Linked DNA regions of Homo sapiens: region 1 is linked to region 2. Evidence: chromatin loops called from intact Hi-C (ENCODE). Cell type or tissue: PC-3. All regions are shown on one strand. Links, peaks and the distances in the headings refer to the core of each region. The heading gives the core; the rest is flanking DNA.

Region 1 (9,532 bases), core at 1-8,000, 250 kb after region 2:
TCGAGACCAGCCTGGCCAGCATGGTGAAACCCCGTCTCTACTAAAAGTACAAAAAATTGCTGGGTGTGGGGGTGCACGCCTATAATCCCAGCTACTCAGGAGGCTGAGGCAGGAGAATTGCTTGAACCCGGGAGGCGGAGGTTGCAGTGAGCTGAGATCATGCCACTGCACTCCAGCCTGGGCAACAGAGTGAGACTCTGTCTCAAAAAAAAAAAAAAAAATTCACCTGTTTTTACGAATTTTTGATTTATATAAATAAATTTTTGTAACTCATTTTAGGTTTAGGGACACGTGCAGATTTGTTACATAGATAAACTGCATGTCATGGGAGTTTGGTGTACAGATTATTTTGTCACCCAGGTAGTAAGCATGATACTACCTGGGTGTTTTTTCTGATCCTCTCCTGTAAAGTTTTAAATGTTTCTTCTTTGAGGCTTTGTGCAAGCCCAAGAATGTAGAGACTGCCCACTTAATGCTGATAAATACTGCCCAATCTGAGCTCTCTGAAAACCTTGTCTTCCAATGAGACTTTACCTTTATCGGCTCACCAAGGGCACAGGTGCCCTTAGTTTTCACTTGGGTTATTTTTAGAGCTTATGCCATTAAGAAGTCCCCTGAAGGTCTTTTGCTTTCAAGGACTACATTCTTGAATATGGAGGGATAAATTAGTCTTTTGATTCAGAGGGGACGGACAGGGCATGTATTATGTGCCTGACTGGTCTAGGCACTTTATATGAAGTCTCATTTTCTCCTTATAACAACCCTGCAGGTATTATTCTTACTTTACAGAGAAGTGAAGTCTGAGAGATTAAGATTCTTACCTAAGATGACGTAGCTTCTCAGAAGTGGAACTAGAATTTGAAAATGTGATTTGAACCCATTTTTGTCAGGCTCCAGTGCATATATTTTTCCCTGCATCAGGGAAGACAGGATAGCAGCAATGTCTTTTATTTCCAGATGGCAGAAGAGAAGACCCCAGGTAGAATAACTTACTCAAGGTCACAAAGAGAGAGTTTAAGGTACTCAGAGCTCCACGCTTCTTCTGATCTCTTTTCCCAAATCCCTGCCTTTGTCGGCATGCTTCTCTCTTTTTAAAAGATCTATTATAGTAAAAGTCCCAATTAGAGATTGTGGCAGAAATATTTGTCAAAACAGTAGTGGTACCTCTCAACGAAGAGAACTCTCAACAGATGTGCTGTATGTAATCCTGTTTTGTTAAAGGACATGAGTAGTACTAGTTTCAAGGGTCAACGACACCCACTGGCATTTACAGAGGTGTTAAGTGTCCTGGAGCAGAATTGCTGCTTATCGAGCATGTAAAGTTTCTGATGACTATGTTAGGAAGATGGCTTGGATTGAGTGCCAGAGGCCTGGTTGCTAGGGTGTTCTTTTTCTTTTAACATTTTATTGTATCTATATATACTTTTTTTTTTTTGAGATGGAGTCTCAGTCTGTTGCCCAGGCAGGCTGGAGTGCGGTGGCACAATCCCGGCTCACTGCAGCCTCCACCTTCCAGGTTCAAGCAATTCTTCTGCCTCAGCCTCTCATGTAGCTGGGATTACAGGTGCATGCCACTATGCCTGGCTAATTTTTGTATTTTTAGTAAAAATGGGGTTTCACCATGTTGGCCAGGCTGGTCTCGAACTCCTGACCTCAGGTGATCTGCCTGCCTTGGCCTCCCAAAGTGCTGGGATTACAGGCATGAGCCACCACACCCAGCTGTATAAATTTTTAAATACATAAAGAAGTTGGAAGAAAAATACAATTAATCCCCTTGTATCCATTACCCAGCTTCGATAGCCTTCGACTTTCTGCCATTCATGTTGCCTCTATCTCACTCACATGCTTTTTTCCCCTCAGGAGATTTGTGTGTTTGTTTGTTTTACTGTCACTGACTTGAAGCTCACCCCAGGGATTTTTAAAAGTAATTTCCAGATACTTTAAAAGTTTTTTTTTAGCTGTCATTTATTAAATGCCTAATTATGGCTGAGTACTATGTTAAATATCTTTTTTATTTTTATTTCTTGTTTTGAGACAGGTCACTTATTTTGAGATTGCAGTGGTGCAGTCTCAGCCAGGCTGGAGTGCAGTGGTTCCATCATAGCCTTGACCTCCTGGGCTCAAGCAATCCTCCCACCTCACCCTCCCAAGTAGCTAGGACTACAGGTGCCCGGCAAATTTTTTTTTTGTTTTTTTTTTTATAGAGATGGGGTTTCACTATATTGCCTAGGCTGGTCTCTAACTCCTGGGTTCAAGTGATCCTCCCACCTCAGCCTCCCAAAGTGTTGGGATTACAAGTGTGAGCCACCATGCCCAGCCAAATACTCTGTATTTAATGCTCACAAATCACACTGTGGTTTAGATGTTATTATTATTTCCCATTTATGGAAGAGGAAACTGAGGCACCTGGGATTAAGTAATTTGCCTGCCTTAAAGTAGCTTGCGCAAGGTTGCACAGTTAGGAAGTAATGGAAGTAATGGGGCCAGGATTCAAGCCCAGGGTAGTCTGGGCCTCTTCCTCACTCCTCTGTGTTTCAGGCATTGCTGTTTATTATAACCCCAGAAGAGTTCTGTTCTATACCACCCACCCCTGTCATATTTACCAAAGTATAGGAGTCAGAGATTTATTTTGTTTATAGTGCCAATGGCAGGATTAAGCAGTATCCATGTTTATCACTGATCTAGGAAGGACAATAAAAAAGAGAAAGTGAAATAGAAGGTGGTATGTGCCTATAGTCCCAGCTACTCAGGAGGCTGAGGTAGGAGAATAGCGTGAACCCAGGAGGTGGAGCTTGCAGTGAGCCGAGATGTGCCACTGCACTCCGGCCTGGGTGACAGAGCCAGACTCTGTCTCAAAAAAGAAAAAGAGAAATATTTACTCCCTTTCTTAATTGTAAGGATAGATTAGATGCCCATCCCTTGATTACAATGAAAATAGAGGATCAGACTAAACAGAATTGTGAGACCCCTTCTAGCCCTGTGAGTCCTGGTTATAGTATATCTTCTGGTTTTCATCTGTGTATCTTTTTGTTTTTCTGGTTTTTTTTTTTTTTTTTTCCTTGAGACAGAGTCTTGCTCTGTCTCCCAGGCTGGAGTGCAGTGGCGCAATCTCAGCTCACTGCAACCTCTGCCTCCTGGGTTCAAGCGATTCTCCTGCCTCAGCCTTCCGAGTAGCTGGAATTACAGGCATGTGCCACCATGCTTGGCTAATTTTTTGTATTTTTAGGTATTTGAGGCTGCAGTGAGACATGGTCATGCCACTGCACTCCATCGAGACGGGGTTTCACTGTGTTAGCCAGGATGGTCTTGATTTCCTGACCTCGTGATCCACCCGCCTCGGCCTCTCAAAGTGTTGGGATTACCGGCGTGAGCCACCGCGCCTGGCCTGTATCTTTTTGAAGTAGAGAAAGGAGGGTTAGAAGTATGAAGGTGTTGTTTCCTTACTTATGGCAAAAAAAAGTAGAAGTTGAAAGTGGGATAAAGAATTGCTAGCCAGGCACGGTGGCTCATGCCTGTAACCCTTGCACTTTCGGTGGCTGAGGTGGGAGGATTAGTTGAGCCCAGGAGTTCAAGACCAGCGTGCGTAACATAGGGAGACCCTGTCTCTATAGAAAATCAAAAAATTAGCTGGGTATGGTGGTGTGTGCCTGTGGTCCCAGCTACTTGGGAGGCTGAGGCAGGAGGATCACTGGAGGCTAAGGTGGGAGGATTGCTTGAGCCCTGGAGGTTGAGGTTTCAGTGAGCCAAGATCATGCTACTGCACTCCAGCCTAAGTGACAGAGCAAGACCTGGTCTCAAAAAATAAAAAGAAAAGAATTGTCTCAGAGTCCTTTCCCAACTTAGAGATGGGTGTGAGACCAGAGGCCAGGTCTTCAGGTTGTTGGGTGAGAATACTCTTTGTTCTTTTTCTTGCACCACATCTCAATAGCTCTTTATTGTGTTTAATACCATAGTAACCCTGTTTCCTGTTTCTCCTTCCTTTTTTTTTTTTTTTTTTTTTTTTTTAGTACCTCAACATGCTAAGGACTTGTGAGGGCTACAATGAAATCATCTTTCCCCACTGTGCCTGTGACTCCAGGAGGAAGGGGCACGTTATCACAGCCATCAGCATCACGCACTTTAAACTGCATGCCTGCACTGAAGAAGGACAGCTGGAGGTGAGTTTTCAGCATAGGGCTCTGGCTGCGAGGACTGGAGATACTTTGATGCTCACTTGCTTGTGACGTTTTAATTCCATTTTAGGGGGAAATGAAATCAAAACTGTATTTTGACTGGGGCAAATAAACAGGCATGGAATCCACACTGATCCTCAACTTCATTGGCTGCTTCCACTGATTTGTATTCTTCTATCACAGTCCTTTCTCTGAAGCGATGCAGACATCCATTCATTTCTCTTCTGTCTCCTGGTTCAGAACCCCCTACCTCAGTTCCCCAGCACTCTGAAACACAGACTGTACCTTACTCCCTTGTCTTGGTTGTCCAGAACCAGGTAATTGCATTTGAATGGGATGAGATGCAGCGATGGGACACAGATGAAGAAGGGATGGCCTTCTGTTTCGAATATGCACGAGGAGAGAAGAAGCCCCGATGGGTTAAAATCTTCACGCCATATGTGAGTGCAATTTGGGGAAAGTAACTGGGACTTAGTTTGTTTTTTTGTTTTTTTTTTCAGCTAAATGCATAAATGGAGAGAGAGATAGAGCTAGTAGTTGTCTTGAGATCCGAACCTGTTTGAATCCTGGAGCCCCCAGATTCATCCTGTTTTTGCTTTAGGCCTGACTGGAATTGGCAATTTCCTATCCCACTTGGCTCGTAGTTACCACTAGAAGGAGCTAGAGAATAGTGGATGAACCAGGCCTGGGTTTTATGGTACTTGTCAGGGTTTTTCTCTAGACTGAGTTTGGAAGATGGGATGACTGGGGACAGGAGTTCAAAGGCACAGTCCTGAGATGCCTGCTCTTGAGAAGTTAGTGAGTGTCACCACCTTTTTTTTCAGTTCAATTACATGCATGAGTGCTTCGAGAGGGTGTTCTGCGAGCTCAAGTGGAGAAAAGAGGTAATTCTGAACAGTCCTTGAATTGACCTTTTCATCTTTTTGTTTCTTTAAAATTTATAGGCCTGTGGCCAAATACCTGGGACCCTCACCTCCATCTCTGTCTTTCTAGGAATATTAGTTAGAGACTGATTATCTCATGTGAGCCAGGACATTCTTCCAGCAAGGTTGGCCTCTGGATGGTGAACGGGCTGTGCAAAAAAGCCCTGCTTCTTCCCTTGTCTAGAGGGTGGACATTGGCTACAGGCTCTTCCATCTCTCATGACTTCATGGACCCTCCTCTGCCAGTTTTTTAAATCAGATCACCCTCCATGTTGTTCCTGACCCACAGGGGAAGCTGTCCTCAGTTGTAGCCGTCTTGACTGGATGAGTCCTGGCAGTCTTTCTAGGCGAACCAAGAATGTTTGTGTGAGGGAAGGTGTTTGCTGTTGCTTTACTGCTGTCTGTATGTGCCAGTGCTGGAACAGAATTTGGAAGATTCTGAATAATTAGTTACTTATTCTCAAAGAAAATCTTTGAAAGAATCAGGAGGTCAAGTCAAGAACATGAAAATTTATATTTTAGTACAGTAGAAAGAACATTGGGCTCTGGGAATTTTATCTGGGTTTTCTCCTGGCTTTTTTTTCCCTCTGTGTAATTTTGGGTAAATCAGCCTCCCTAGCTTTCAGTTTTCTCTTCTGTGAAACAGGAAGACTGAACCACGTAATTAATATCCAAGGTCCCTTCCGGCTCTAAAAGGCTATGATTCTAGATGAGAAGTTATATCAAGAAAGATGTGGCCAATCAGATTGAGTCATCCAGGCATACCTTTTTAGCTTCTGTTTGTGGAGTTGTCTCCAGATAAGAGGAGATGTGCCTTCCCAATAACTCTTTTTTTTTTTCCTTTCAGAACATTTTCCAGATGGCGAGGTCACAGCAGAGAGATGTGGCCACCTAGCCTTTCCTTATCCCCTTCCCTTCCCTTCACCCCCATCCTCTTACTCCTTTCATGTCCCATTTCAGACAGAGTAACCATTAACAAAAAAGAAGAGAAAAAGTTAAAGTCGTTATATTCAAAAGCCCTAAACTAAATATTATTAATAACCCCCTCTGAATTTCATGTCTCTGGAATTGAGGTGGTAGTGAACAGCAGATCGGTCAGCACCAGAAGTCAACTGAGTTAAGGCAGGAAAAGAAATAAGCCCAACCAACTTGCCAAAGGTATCTTTGTCCTTTCACCTGGGCCTCATACCAACAGCCTCTCCTTGTACTATATTTTTAAAACTGGAACTATGAACTTCATCCATTTGCACTGTTCAGACATATATATGTATGTATGTAAAAATTATATATACACAAATTAGCTGCACGTATATACATATATATATTTCTTTTTAAATTTCATATTGATGGCAGTACCTTTTTTAGCTTGTGTTTTTACACACCTTTCACTAGAATCCATGACCTCCCTCGTGCTCTCTTTCTTTTGAAACAAACTTTAAAAAGGAAAAAAAAGCATTTTACAGGGAAAAATACCTCTCCTCATGAAGGACTTGAAAAGTTTACAACCTGCTTGGATTTTTGCCCCTTTTTTTGTATTGAGTATAGATTCCGGCTCATGGGTTGCCATAGAGTCTAGGAACAAGGAGTATAGTTTCTTTATCTTCCAAGAGGGTGCTGGGGAGGAGAAAGAGGTGTGTTTCTCAAGGTTAACAGGCTGTAGTTCTGCAGGGAGAGCCTGAAGTCCTGGTATGGGCTCTTGATTCTGTGACAATTTTTTTGATCCATCTATTTCTCTCACTCCTGGCTTTCTAGCCACATTCTGCACCTCCTTCCTGCTTTCCTAGAGCCTCGGTATGCTTTCCCTCAACCGACCCTGGCTCAGGAGGTTGATGCCATGGGAACCTGAACCTGAAACACTTCATGGTAGTAATTTCCTGTTTTCCTTGCCTTTTTTTTTTTTTTTTTTTTTTTTTTCTGAGACAGGGTCTTACTCTGTCGCCCAGACTGGAATGTGGTGGCATGAACATAGCTCACTGTTACCTTGAATTCTGGGCTCAGGTGATCCTTCCGCCTCACCCTCCTGAGTAGCTGGGACTACAGGTGTGCACCACCACACCTGGCTAATTCTTCTTAAAATTTTTTTGTAGAGACAGGGTCTCACTATGTTGCCCAGGCTGGTCTCAAACTCCTGGCCTCAGGTGATCCTCTTGTCTCAGCCTCCCAAAGTGCTGGGATTACAGGCATGAGCCACTGTGTCCTTCCCTGCCTTTTTTGCAGCAGGGATAGTACTCAGGACCAGAGTTAAGCTGATACCTTAGGCACACAGGTTGGACTTACATAGAGGAAAGAAAGCAAGAAATGCCCTATGTACATGAGGTTTTACCTCCTCCATTCCTGACCAATAACCACCCATAACTACGGCATTCTCTGTGACTTCCTTAAACAGCAGTGATGGGAAGGGATCCAATAGTATCTTCAAGGCCTTGGGGAAACTTGCAGTGGGTCAGTGGTCTGTGCCAACCAAACGATAGCCCCATCCAAGCCAGCTGAGAACCTAGGAAGGAGTAGTAGGAATATGGTTGATTAGATTGGATCTCCCAAGTTTTAATTGAAAGGAGACTGAACGAAAACCTTTCTGCTTTCTGTCCGTTAAAGAGCTCCTCATCTGATCTTGCAGCTAGACCCTTTGAGACTTAAGAGCTGCATCCCAGGATCAGAAGCCAGGGCTAATTGGGGTAGGACAATATTCCCAGCCCCTAAGCTCTGTAGATAATGCATAAGAAGCACCAAGTCAGGCTCAGATGCAACTAAAACACATCTTTGAGCCTTTTCTTTTTCCCTTCTCCCCTTTCTAAACAAAAACCTTCCTAGGATGGCATCTTTTGCTCTAACTGGGAGACAGTCATAATTGGTTGTAGTCAATTCTACTAAGCAGTGTTGGGGTGGTTGGAAAGTCTCTTTTTTGTAATTTGTTTTTGCAAATCATTGTGAGGCCACTTTTTCTTTCTTTCTTTCTTTCTTTCTTTCTTTCTTTCTTTCTTTCGTTCTTTCGTTCTTTCGTTCTTTCTTTCTTTCTTTCTTTCTCTTTCTTTCTTTTGCTTTCCTTCTTTCATCTCTTTTTTGTAATTTGTTGTTGCAAATCATTGTGAGGCCACTTTTCTTTCCCCTTCCTTCCTTCCTTTTTTTCTGTTTTTTTTTTTTTTTTTTCCCAGAGTCTTGCTCTGTCGCCCAGGTTGGAGTGCAGTGGCACGATCTCGGCTCACTGCACCCTCTGCCTCTTGGGTTCAAGCGATTCTCCTGCCTCAGCCTCCCAAGTAGCTGGGATTACAGGCATACACCACCACGCCCCACTAATTTTTTGTATTTTTGGTAGGGCGGGGTTTCACCATGATGGCCAGGTTGGTTTTGAACTCCTGACCTCAAGTAATCTGCCCACCTCGGCCTCCCAAAGTGCTAGGATTACAGGAGTGAGCCACTGCGCCTGGCCCACTTTTCTTTCTTTCCTTCTTATTTTGTTATGCTGGCAGCCATTTGCCCCTGCATGGTATGGGATCAAAGAGGACAGCCTTTCCTCCCTCACCTTCTCCAAATCTAGGTGAAATCACAGAGTACAAAACGTGAGAATGCTGAATGTGTAAAGTTGCAGAGGGATCCCTAATTTGAAGACTTTGACACAGAACTAACTTCTTTTGACTTAAATGAATTTAAAATGAGCCAAAGGACCCTGAAAAGAAGACATGTTGATTTCCCACTCCTAGATGCTAAAGAGACTTGGCACCAGCTTTGTTCAAACTGTAAAAATAGCAATTTGCCCCTACTCGCTCAGAGTGGGACAGTAGTGAACAGAGCTGGGATTCCATGCGACAGCTTGAATGCTGACCTTCAGACATGAGACATAGGGATTTGGAGGCCCCTTAGAATGGGTAGATGGTGTTATGTTCCCTTTCTGGCATAGCATTCACTTGGTGCTTTGGAGATTAGGTGAGGGCCCTATAGGTAGTTGGCCTGTTGGCAGAATTTATTTAGGAACAGCCCTTTTGAAAGTGTCCCAGTAACAACGCACCCAGCTGCAGCAAGGAGGTGGGGAAGGAGGGCACCCCAAAGGACAGCGCCTTCTTCTCTTCCACCCATGCACGGCCTTGGGTGATGGAGGCGGGTTCCCTGTGGCTGCGTGGATCCCATAGGATCAAGCCCTTCTTTGCATGAAGCAGTGTTGTGACTCTTCTCTCTCCCCTTCCTCTGCACTTCCTTTCTGTAATCCCTACTGTTCTTCTTAGTCCCAGCTTCTGCCCAGGGAGGCTTCTACCCAGACTTCTTTTGCAATTTGTCCCTGGGAAGAGGGGGTCTCCCAGTGCCCCCAGCTTCATCCCAGCAGAACCAGCAGGATCCTCCTGGTCTCTCACTGGCCTTCCTCCACACTTGGTTTCTATCCTCAGGGGTAGAAGCTCAGAGCTTTTTATGGCCCAGGAGAAAATGTAGACCCTGAGAAACCTGTCC
Region 2 (9,710 bases), core at 951-8,950:
GCAGGATTGCTGAGCCACAGAGGTTGAGGCTGCAGTGAGCTGTGTTCACGCCACTGCACTCCAGCGTGGGTGACAAAGTGAGATCCCGTCTCAGGGAGAAAAAAAAAAAAGAAGATGCACAGCCATCTCAGTATGGGCCTTGGAACCCTGGGATCAAAGAAAAGGTTAGGTAAGCTGGTTGCTAACAGAACTTTAACAGTTTGAGAGACACATAGGACTAGTCCTGTGGTAGTGGGTTATCAGAACTTATAAACATTAGTGTCACTAAAGTTGGTATACAACTCCCCCACTGCTAAATTTGACTGGCTTAAAAAAAAAAGAAATACACAGGAAAGCAATATAATACAGTGGAAATCCCGAAAGCTTTGAAGTCCAGAAAATGCAAATACAGTTTAGTCACTTAGCAACTATTATTACTTATAACAAAAGCAAATTATTTAGACTCTCTAGGCCTCAGTTTCCACATCTGTAAAATAATAGAAATCTTTACATAAATGGTTCCCCATCTTTATACATACAAGGGATCCCATTTATAAGTTTTTTAGAAGTCTAAAGATTCCCCATAAAATCATCATATTTTCAGTACCCAAATACTGAAAACCTTTGGAAATCATGGAGGTTTTAAAGTTTGATAATACCTAAAGTTGGCAACAATGCGGGGAAAGAGCTACTGGCGGGCACTTATTTAGAGCAACCTATTAGGACAACTTGACAACGTCTATCAAATTATAAACACCTGATCCAGCAAATCTCACCTCTAAGACTTTATATTGCAAATACGTTTTACACAGTAGGCAAGGACACATGCCTGAAAACATTCACCACAGCATCATTTGTAATCACAAAGGATGGGGACCCTAATAAATGTTCAACAATGGGGAATGCACATATAAATGGTTATATTCCCAAACTAAAAACCATACTCTCTTCTATCAGCAATATAAACTGACACAACATTTCTAGATGGCCAATCCAGGAACAATACTGATCACAATTCTTAAAAACTGTGATGACCTTTGAGCCAACAATTTGTTTCAGAAATATATTTGCAGAACTAATTAACAATGCGAGAAAAGATACAGAGATAGGAATGTTCACTGAAGCTCTTAAAAATAGCAATATACCCTCTTACAACCCATTGTTAATAAGTTAATCAAATAATGGGAAATACAGTCAGTCATCAAAAATGTTATAGATGACTATTAAAATAAGATATTCACTATTAAGGGGAAAAGGCAGGCAGAGTAATGTACAACTTGTATAATCTTTTTTTGTCAAATGAAAATCACCACATATAACATATAGATGTATATAAAAATAAAAAATAAATATATGTACAGAATAAAAGTAACCATCAGTTATCTTCAGGTGGTGGGATTATGGTTAAACATTTTTTTGTTCCTTTTTTTTTTCACTTTATAGTTTTTCTACAATGCATATATTATTTTTGTAGTACTAAAGCTGTTTTAGTTTTAAAGGAAATAAAATAATTAAAAAATAAAGTCCCTCGCAGCGATGCAATGACTCTATGAAAGTGCCTACTTCAGTTATGAATCTTGAGACATAACTGGTCAACAACTCATCTTAGGAGTGTAGAAATAGACATTAGAAATTAAATAGAAACCAATACTATATAGCCTTTCTATTAAAAAAAATAAAATAAAATACACTAAAAACACTAGTCTTTCACCATTTCTTTCATGTAGACAACAACCCTATCCTATCTTCCATACTCAGGAACCAATAAACAAATGAATCTGCCAGAGAAAATACAGAACTGCCCTGGGAAAATTCTTACCAAACTAATGGAATTTTTCTCATTAAAGAAACAAAAACAACCAACCAACCAAACAAAAAAATCTTAACAGGAATTTTGGGTTGACATTTTCTCTCCAAGAAATTATCAATAGCAAGAATCTACTGCTCTCTCACTTGAAACACCAGTACCGAGTCAGCACTAACTTAGAAGGAATAGCACCATCTACAGAAATCACTTCCGTATCAGAGAATCATTACTAAATTCATTTTCCAACTAGTAGAACCACATCTGTACCTAACTAAACAGGTAGGGCTGTCCCTGAGACCTTTTTTATTCTTTCACCCCTCTAGCCCAGGATTATTATTTCCCAATAATCCCACTTACCATTGTTGTTGGCAATTAGTGTGACAAGAGTCTTCTTTGTACTGTCGCTGTTCTGTGCCCCGCTGCTACTAACGGTGGTGGATGTAGAGAGGTGCCCAGCAACAGAAGCATGGGCAGCGATGGGCACTGGAGCCGAGACTGGCTGCTGGCTCACAGAAACTGTGGGGAAGGGGAGGCATAGTCACTTGGAGACAGGGACAGATGACACTAAAGGATACTGCTCTAATCTTCCCTTTCCATCTTATTGTGGGTCTCTATAGCCAAAAAGTTTCCTGTTTCATAAATCCAACTGTTCATGTGATTTCTCCTCCTACTTAACCCTTAGTCCACCATTTAAACACAATCCCTTCTTCGTCTCACATCTCCTGGTTAATTAAGTTACATCACGGAGCCCACTGAACTGGGATTTTAATCTTTGCTTACATAGCACTAGCAAACCTCTAGGACTCAAAGGTTTATTATTACCACTAGTGGTATTCATAATCATGCATATTAAGCCATCCAAAAGACCCTGAACTGTGCCCTATTTCAGCCCAAACCAATGCCATCTTCAGGTCTCAAGACAGGAAAGATAAAAATATAGAGCAACTGGTACAATTTAGGGGAGCAAAAGAACTACCACCCATTTTCTGAATTCAGGGCAATCTAGAATTTGACCCAGCAGTATCACCTTTATGAAAGAAAAGCTAACAAGCCTAAATTTGTAAACTGTCCATGAAGGCAGACACAAGGCAATTTCTACTCCACTCACAAAGGAAACCAAGTTCAAGTAAAACAAAATAAAACAAAAAAAACAAGACTATGGGAACCTATTTTTGACTGGGTACATAAATGAGCACTGACACACACACACCACCACTTTGAATTCTTGTTCATACATCTTTTAGTAAGAAGACTGCTAGATATTTGATAAACACTGGTTAATCCAACCTTCCAATGTTTTCGATGAATTAAATATATAGTTTCTAGCTATATGGATGAGGAAACTGAGGTTTTCACAGACTAGAGCATGGGAAAAAAGGCAGCACCAGTGAGTGCCACAACGAGGTCTCCCTGGATTCTTCAAGTCCTTTTCCATCTCACACTTTGTTAACCAAAATACCATTCAATTTAATTAATTTAAACCATCTAAGATCAGAAGAGCTTTTGTTACCTGTGGTAGTTTTATCCACTGAATTATAATCTTCAACTACAGAGTCCTCAATGACATCACTGATTTTCTGCCATGGCTCCAACTCCTCCTCCTCACATTCCATGAACAGGTCGGTGTCCGCCATGCTATAAGAAAAACATTCAAATAAGATATGGGCCTAAGAATAGGAGATATTGCTTTATACCAAATATGAAATCAGAACTTTGACTCCATTGGTAACCTACCTCCTTGGACTCCTTTATCATATCCTCTAGCCTTCCTCCATTTCCAAGGGTTCAGAATTACAACTTCTATTATTGAATATTAGAATCCATTCCACAGCAAATTATTTAATAATTAGGGTTACAGGCCGGGCATGGTGGCTCCCACCTGTAATCCCAACATTTTGGGAAGCCGAGGGAGGTGGATCACCTGAGGTTGGGAGTTAGAGAACCAGACTGGCCAACATGGCAAAACCCTGTCTTTACTCAAAATACAAAAATTAGCCAGGCGTGGCGGTGCACCCCTGTAATTCCAGCTACTTGGGAGGCTGAGGCACGAGAATCGTTTGAATCCAGGAGGCAGAGGTTGCAGGGGGTCAAGATCACAACACTGCACTCCAGCCTGGGGGACAGAGTGAGACTCTGTCTCAAAAAAAAAAAAAAAAAAATTAGGATTATAAAAGTTTAGGCCAGGCACAGTGGCTTATGCTTGTAATCCCGGCATTTTGGTAGGCTGAAGTGGGTGGATCACGAGGTCACGAGTTCAAGACCAGCCTGGCCAACATGGTGAAACCCCATCTCTACTAAAAACACAACAATTAGCCGGGCACGCTGGCAGGCGCCTGTAATCCCAGCTACTTGGGAGGCTGAGGCAGGAGAATTGCTTGAACCCCGGGCAGCAGAGGTTGCAGTGAGCCAAGATCGCACCACTGCACTCCAGCCTGGGCAATAGAGACTCCGTCTCAAAAACAACAACAACAACAAAAAGTTTAATGTGTAATACCCAGGGCCAGGGTTAGGATGAGGACAGTGAGGTGAGTCAAGCAAGTGCAGGATCGGATTCAGTCTTTATTTAAAATAGATATTCTGTTCATTATGGATTGTTCTGCATTAATATTGATCTTTTAAAATGATGCATTAAAATGCATTTATTATGATTACTGAACCTCTCTGTACTCCTTTAAATTTTGCATCTAAGATGAGAACCTTACTTGTCATACTCTAGTCCCAGTCCTACTACTACCTTGTACGTCTAGTCTAGGAAATCCTGGAGGCCATTCCACTGTGATTTCGGAGTCAACCCTTAATTTGAAAACACTGCCTAAATTACATGTCCCTTTAAAAAATTAAAGTCTGAGCCGGGTGCAGTGGCTCACGCCTGTAATCCCAGCACTTTGGGAGGCCGAGGTGGGCGGATCACCTGAGGTCGGATCACCTGAGATCGGGAGTTTGAGATCAGCCTGACCAACATGGAGAAAACCCATCTCTACTAAAAACATAAAATTAGCCGGGCGTGGTGGTGCATGCCTGTAATCCCGGCTACTCGGGAGGCTGAGGCTGGAGAATCGCTTGAACATGGGAGTGGAGGTTGCAATGAGCCACAATTCACGCCACTGCACTCCAGCCTGGGCAACAACAGCGAAAGTCCATCTCAAAAAAAATAAAAATAAATAAAAACAAATAAATAAAGTCTGTATCTCTGCATTGCAAACAAAGAGTTAATGCTATTCTGCCCTCCAATAACAGTTTACTAAGGGTCAGTTTCTCTGTGTTGGAACGGGAGTACTATTACTGCTCAATGTTCAAACAAAGCCTTTACTGTAAGGCTCTAAGTGTCCTTAGTGTCTTAGTAATTCTGCTGCTACATCCATAAGCGAAAACCAAAACCAAACAACCAACCTAACCATTCTGTTTATTGAGTATTTAGTTAGGGCTATACATCCTGACAGTAGCAGTTTGCAAGAAGCCCAACAGATGGCATTGTTTCGCTTGAAAATTGAAAACAATCTTGCAGTGCCCCAGTGAGTCAGCTATAGCCAGGGGCACTCTGGGTTTTAATGGGTAAAGTGCTTAACTGGATTCTAACTGGTCTTTAATCTTCTATTTTAATTATTTCTGTCTTTCTAAACCAAAGCCACAAAGGGGGTGAGGAAAGAAAAAGATCTAAGGGATCAACTTACTTAAATTCTCTTATTTTCAGGCTTAATTATATGAAGACAATACTAGCCAGAAACTGAATTAAAAAGAAATCAAATCCATATCACAGGTATTCTTTGAGACAAAGACAACACATGCCTTTGTTTTCCAGTCTAATTCCACTACAAAATATATTTTCAAAAACTTTTTCCTTAAATACTTAATTTTATTCCATTGTTCTTTGCTGTATAACTTTCTGAGAGCTTAGTCAACAGATAATTAATGCGCAAATATCCAACACCCAGCAGAATGAATATAAACTGTGGACAATAACCTCTGCCGATGGTTTTCAAGGACCTACTTTTGTCCTGACCACTTACAAGCAAACTCTCCACACATATGAAAACTTTGATTTGGAATATGAAGAGCTATCAGAATACAAATTGTGGTTTTCAATGTCATGCCTGTGGTTATTTTAATAGCATACCCAAAAGGGTGTTCTTTTATCTTAAGTATTTACAATACCTTAAGAGTTTCAGTTCTTTATTTTATAAAGCAATGAATTTTAATAAGAATATTGAAATTTCTTCCATTTGACCTTCTGAGAGAAATGGAAAGAACTCCAGCTTGGGTAGCACAGCAAGACTCCATCTCTACAAATTTTTTTTTAAAAATTAGCCAGGCGTGCAGCACACACCAGTGGTCCCAGCTACCAGGGAGGATGAGGTAGGAGGATTGAGGATCGCCTGAGCCCAGGAGTTCGAGGTTACAGTGAGCTCGAGGTTACAGTAACTGCAGTGGTGCCACTGCACTCCAGCCTGAGCTGGAGAGCTGGAGAGCAATACTCCATCCCTACAAAATAAAATAAAAAACAAATGGAAATAACCAAAAAGGGTAGATCTGAAAAGATGGCAAAGAAAGATGTTTATGTCCTAACTACTTTTTAATCAAGTGAGAAAAATATCTCTTCTCCTTAGGTATGAGTACTGCCAAGATATCCAATGTAAATTAAAAGACTCAAAATGAAAAGAAAATCCAACTTGGCTGGACACAGTGGCTCACATCTGTAATCTCAACACTTTGGGATGCTGAGAAGGGTGGATCATTTGAGGTCAGGAGTTCCAGACCAGCCTGGCCAACATGGTGAAACCCCACCTCTACTAAAAATACAAAAATTAGCCGGACATGGTGGCACACGCCTGTAATCCCAGTTACTCAGGAAGCTGAGGCAGGAGAATCGCTTGAACCCAGGAGGCAGAGGTTGCAGTGAGCCAAGATCACGCCACTGCACTCCAGCCTGGGCAACAGAAGCCAGACTCTGTCTCAAAAAAAAAAAAAAAAGAAAAAAAGAAAGAGACAAAAAAGAAAGAAAAAAAAGAAAATCCAACTTATGGGGAAATATTTTTCATTTTTTTTTAAACAACATAGAAGATGGAGTTAGCTAATAAGGTTTGTCAACTCAGAAAATATTAGGTCTGCTGACTGAACATATTTCACAGACTTATACACAAAGCATCTCTGAAAGACACTGAAGCCAAATTTTTCAAAACTGTCCTTGATTTTGACCTACACTCTGCTATCTCAGGATGTGATCAATTCCTTTCACTTTCAGCATCTATAACTCAGGGTCTAAAAGATACAACAGAGATATATCAACCTAATATAAATATTCAGCAAACCAAAAATAGAAAATTCATATTTAGATCCTTCTTGTAGTTTTCTAGTTATCAAAAGGAAATCTTATACTAACATAATAAAATGCAGTATTTAATATTTCTACCAAGATTCTCAAGAAACACCACCATTCTCTGTGGTCTTTCAAGTGATCCATGGCATACCGTCTTTCAACTTTTTTTTTTTTTTTTTTTTAGCCCCGATCATGGGCAAGGGCAGCCTTTCAACTGTTTTTGAACAAAGAAGACAGTAATTACTAAATATGCAGTGTTAACATGTATATCCAGATTCTGAAAATGTGCCCTCAAAAAAAAAAAAAAGATCTTCCCAAACTATCATTCCACACATTTAACCTCCTTCCATACCAAATCTTTCTCATAAGGAAAAAAAAAAAAAAAAAAAACGAATTTTATTCCCTCTTCCCTAATTTCTTGCTATGAAGGATTGGATACTTATCACACTAAAAAAATTATGCTGAAATGTAATCCTTAAGGGGCATTTTAATTTCTCATTTTTTATTTCAAAACTGCCAAACAGAAATGCGAATTTCAGATATTTAAAGCCAGCCCATAGTGAATACAGTGCTACATCAAGAGGAAAACGGCCGGGCGCGGTTGCTCACGCCTGTAATCCCAACACTTTGGGAGGCCGAGGCGGGGGGATCACCTGAGGTTGAGAGTTCGAGACTAGCCTGGCTAACATAGTGAAACCCCATCTCTACTAAAAATACAAAAATTAGCCAGGTGTGGTGGCACACGCCTGTAATCCCAGCTACTCAGGAAGCTGAGGCAGGAGAATCGCTTGAACCTGAGAGGTGGAGGTCGCAGTGAGCTGAGATCGTGCCACTGCACTCTAGCCTGGGCGATAGAGCAAGACTCCATCTCAAAAAAAAAAAAAAAAAAAAAAAAGGAAAACTTGGATGGGCAGTAAATTTGGGAATCATACTGCAACAAGTGAACAGGCAAATTTTCATACGAGTCTCTGAATCAAAATTGTAGTGGTTCCTTTTCTGCTAATTTTAATGATACAAATTTTAATTGAATAAAAAAGTTAGACATGTATTCGTCACTCAGTTTCAAAAATTATCAACTCAAAATGGATTCCTTCATTTATGCCCCCACTTCCCTGTATTATATTGAAACAAATCTCTAAAACATCATATTCATAAATATTTTGGTATGTAGGTCTAAAAGATAAGGACTTTAAAAGACTATAGTTTAAAAAAATTGTATGGCTGGGCGCGGTGGCTCAAGCCTGTAATCCTAGCACTTCGGGAGGCTAAGGCGGGCGGATCACATGAGGTGAGGAGTTTGAGACCAGCCTGGCCAACACGGTGAAACCCTGTCTCTACTAAAAATACAAAAATTAGCCAGGTGTGTAATTCCAGCTACTCAGGAGGCTGAAACAGGAGAATTGCTTGAACCCAGGAGGCGGAGGTTGCAGTGAACCGAGATTGTGCCACTGCACTCCAGCTTGGACAACAGAGCAAGACTCCATCTTAAAAACAAAAAAATTGTATTACCATTACATGCCTAAAAAACTGATAATCCCTTAATATCAAATATCTAGTCATTATCCCAATTTCTTTTTTCTCTTCTTTTTTTGTGAGATGTGGTCTCATCCAGGCTGGAGTACAGTGGCACAATCTCAGCTCACTGCAACCTCCACCTCCCAGGCTCAAGAAATCCTCCCACCTCAACCTCTTGAGTAACTCTTGGGACAAAGAGCTAACTAACTCTTGGGATAACCAAGAGCCACCATGTCTGGCTAATTTTTTTTTTTTTTTTTTTTTTTTTTTGGTAGAGAGGGGGTCTTACCATGTTTCCCAGGCTGGTCTCAAACTCCTGGACTCAAGCAACACACCTGCCTCAGATTCCCAAAGTGCTGGGATTATAGGTATGAGCCACTGTGCCCAGCTTTTGATGTGTTTTGATCCATGCAGTTATCTTTACAGATACTCAATGTGCCCTATTTTGGCCAGTGGGAACGTCTTCAGTTGGCTGCTGAGTCCTTCTGACACAACCCTAGCATCGTTTGATAAAATCTTTGCTGATAGTCAAGATGTTTCAGCTTATCTCATATATTTCCTGCCCCAGACCTAGAACCAACCATTTCTTCAAGGAATGATACTGGTGGGGAATGAGTTTCCAAGACCACAATAAAAGGCTAGGGTCCTTCTTGCTCATTTTAAATAAAAAATTACCTCCATATGAATCCCCAAGTATTAGCTATCTTCAACTTTGCTCTTACGTCATCTGACAGAAAAATTCCACATCCACAAATATATTTCTTAGAAACCTAAAAAAAAATTTTCTCCTGAAATTTTTACTTGAAATGTTTGTCTTATATATTTAGTAAACCACTCATTACTTCCCCTCTTATCCTATCCTGACTGTATGTATTCCCCTAACAAAATACCTAGATCATTAAGATAATTTATATGTAGTTAAGAAATTTTGGCTGGGTGTGGTGGCTCACATCTGCAATCCTAGCACTTCGGGAGGCTGAGGTGAGAGGATTACCTGAGTTCAGGAGTTCGAGACCAGCTTGTGCAACAGAGAGAGACCTCATATCTATTAAAATTTTTAAAAAATTATTTTAAAAAGATAAATTTTAAGAAAAA

The links. A loop is a pair of places that touch in the nucleus more often than their neighbours do. Peaks named below come from ENCODE experiments on the same cell type or tissue, not always from the same donor. Only the 100,000 strongest peaks of a DNase experiment are listed, where the experiment ranks them.
Region 1: it touches region 2 in a loop (5-fold over the local background); 4 of 110 quality-filtered maps call a loop at or near these places.

The regions. Positions count from the first base shown.
Region 1 is chr1:151,688,428-151,697,959 of GRCh38, forward strand. SNX27 (sorting nexin 27) reads left to right here. Exons shown (of 12, transcript NM_001330723.2): 9 at 4,008-4,157; 10 at 4,484-4,612; 11 at 4,997-5,056; 12 at 5,943-9,532. The coding sequence ends at 5,990. Among named protein-coding and RNA genes, the nearest start is that of CELF3, 24 kb to the right of the region's middle. In PC-3, for the core only: CTCF peaks have their summits at 4,824 (motif pointing right) and 5,024; a DNase peak (open chromatin) is centred at 4,834.
Region 2 is chr1:151,438,785-151,448,494 of GRCh38, forward strand. POGZ (pogo transposable element derived with ZNF domain) reads right to left here. Exons shown (of 19, transcript NM_015100.4): 2 at 3,297-3,421; 3 at 2,144-2,302. The coding sequence starts at 3,420. It also overlaps the pseudogene RNY4P25. Among named protein-coding and RNA genes, the nearest start is that of POGZ, 16 kb to the right of the region's middle. RefSeq lists an enhancer at 5,149-5,443 and a silencer at 5,194-5,303. In PC-3, for the core only: a CTCF peak has its summit at 5,240 (motif pointing right); a DNase peak (open chromatin) is centred at 5,267.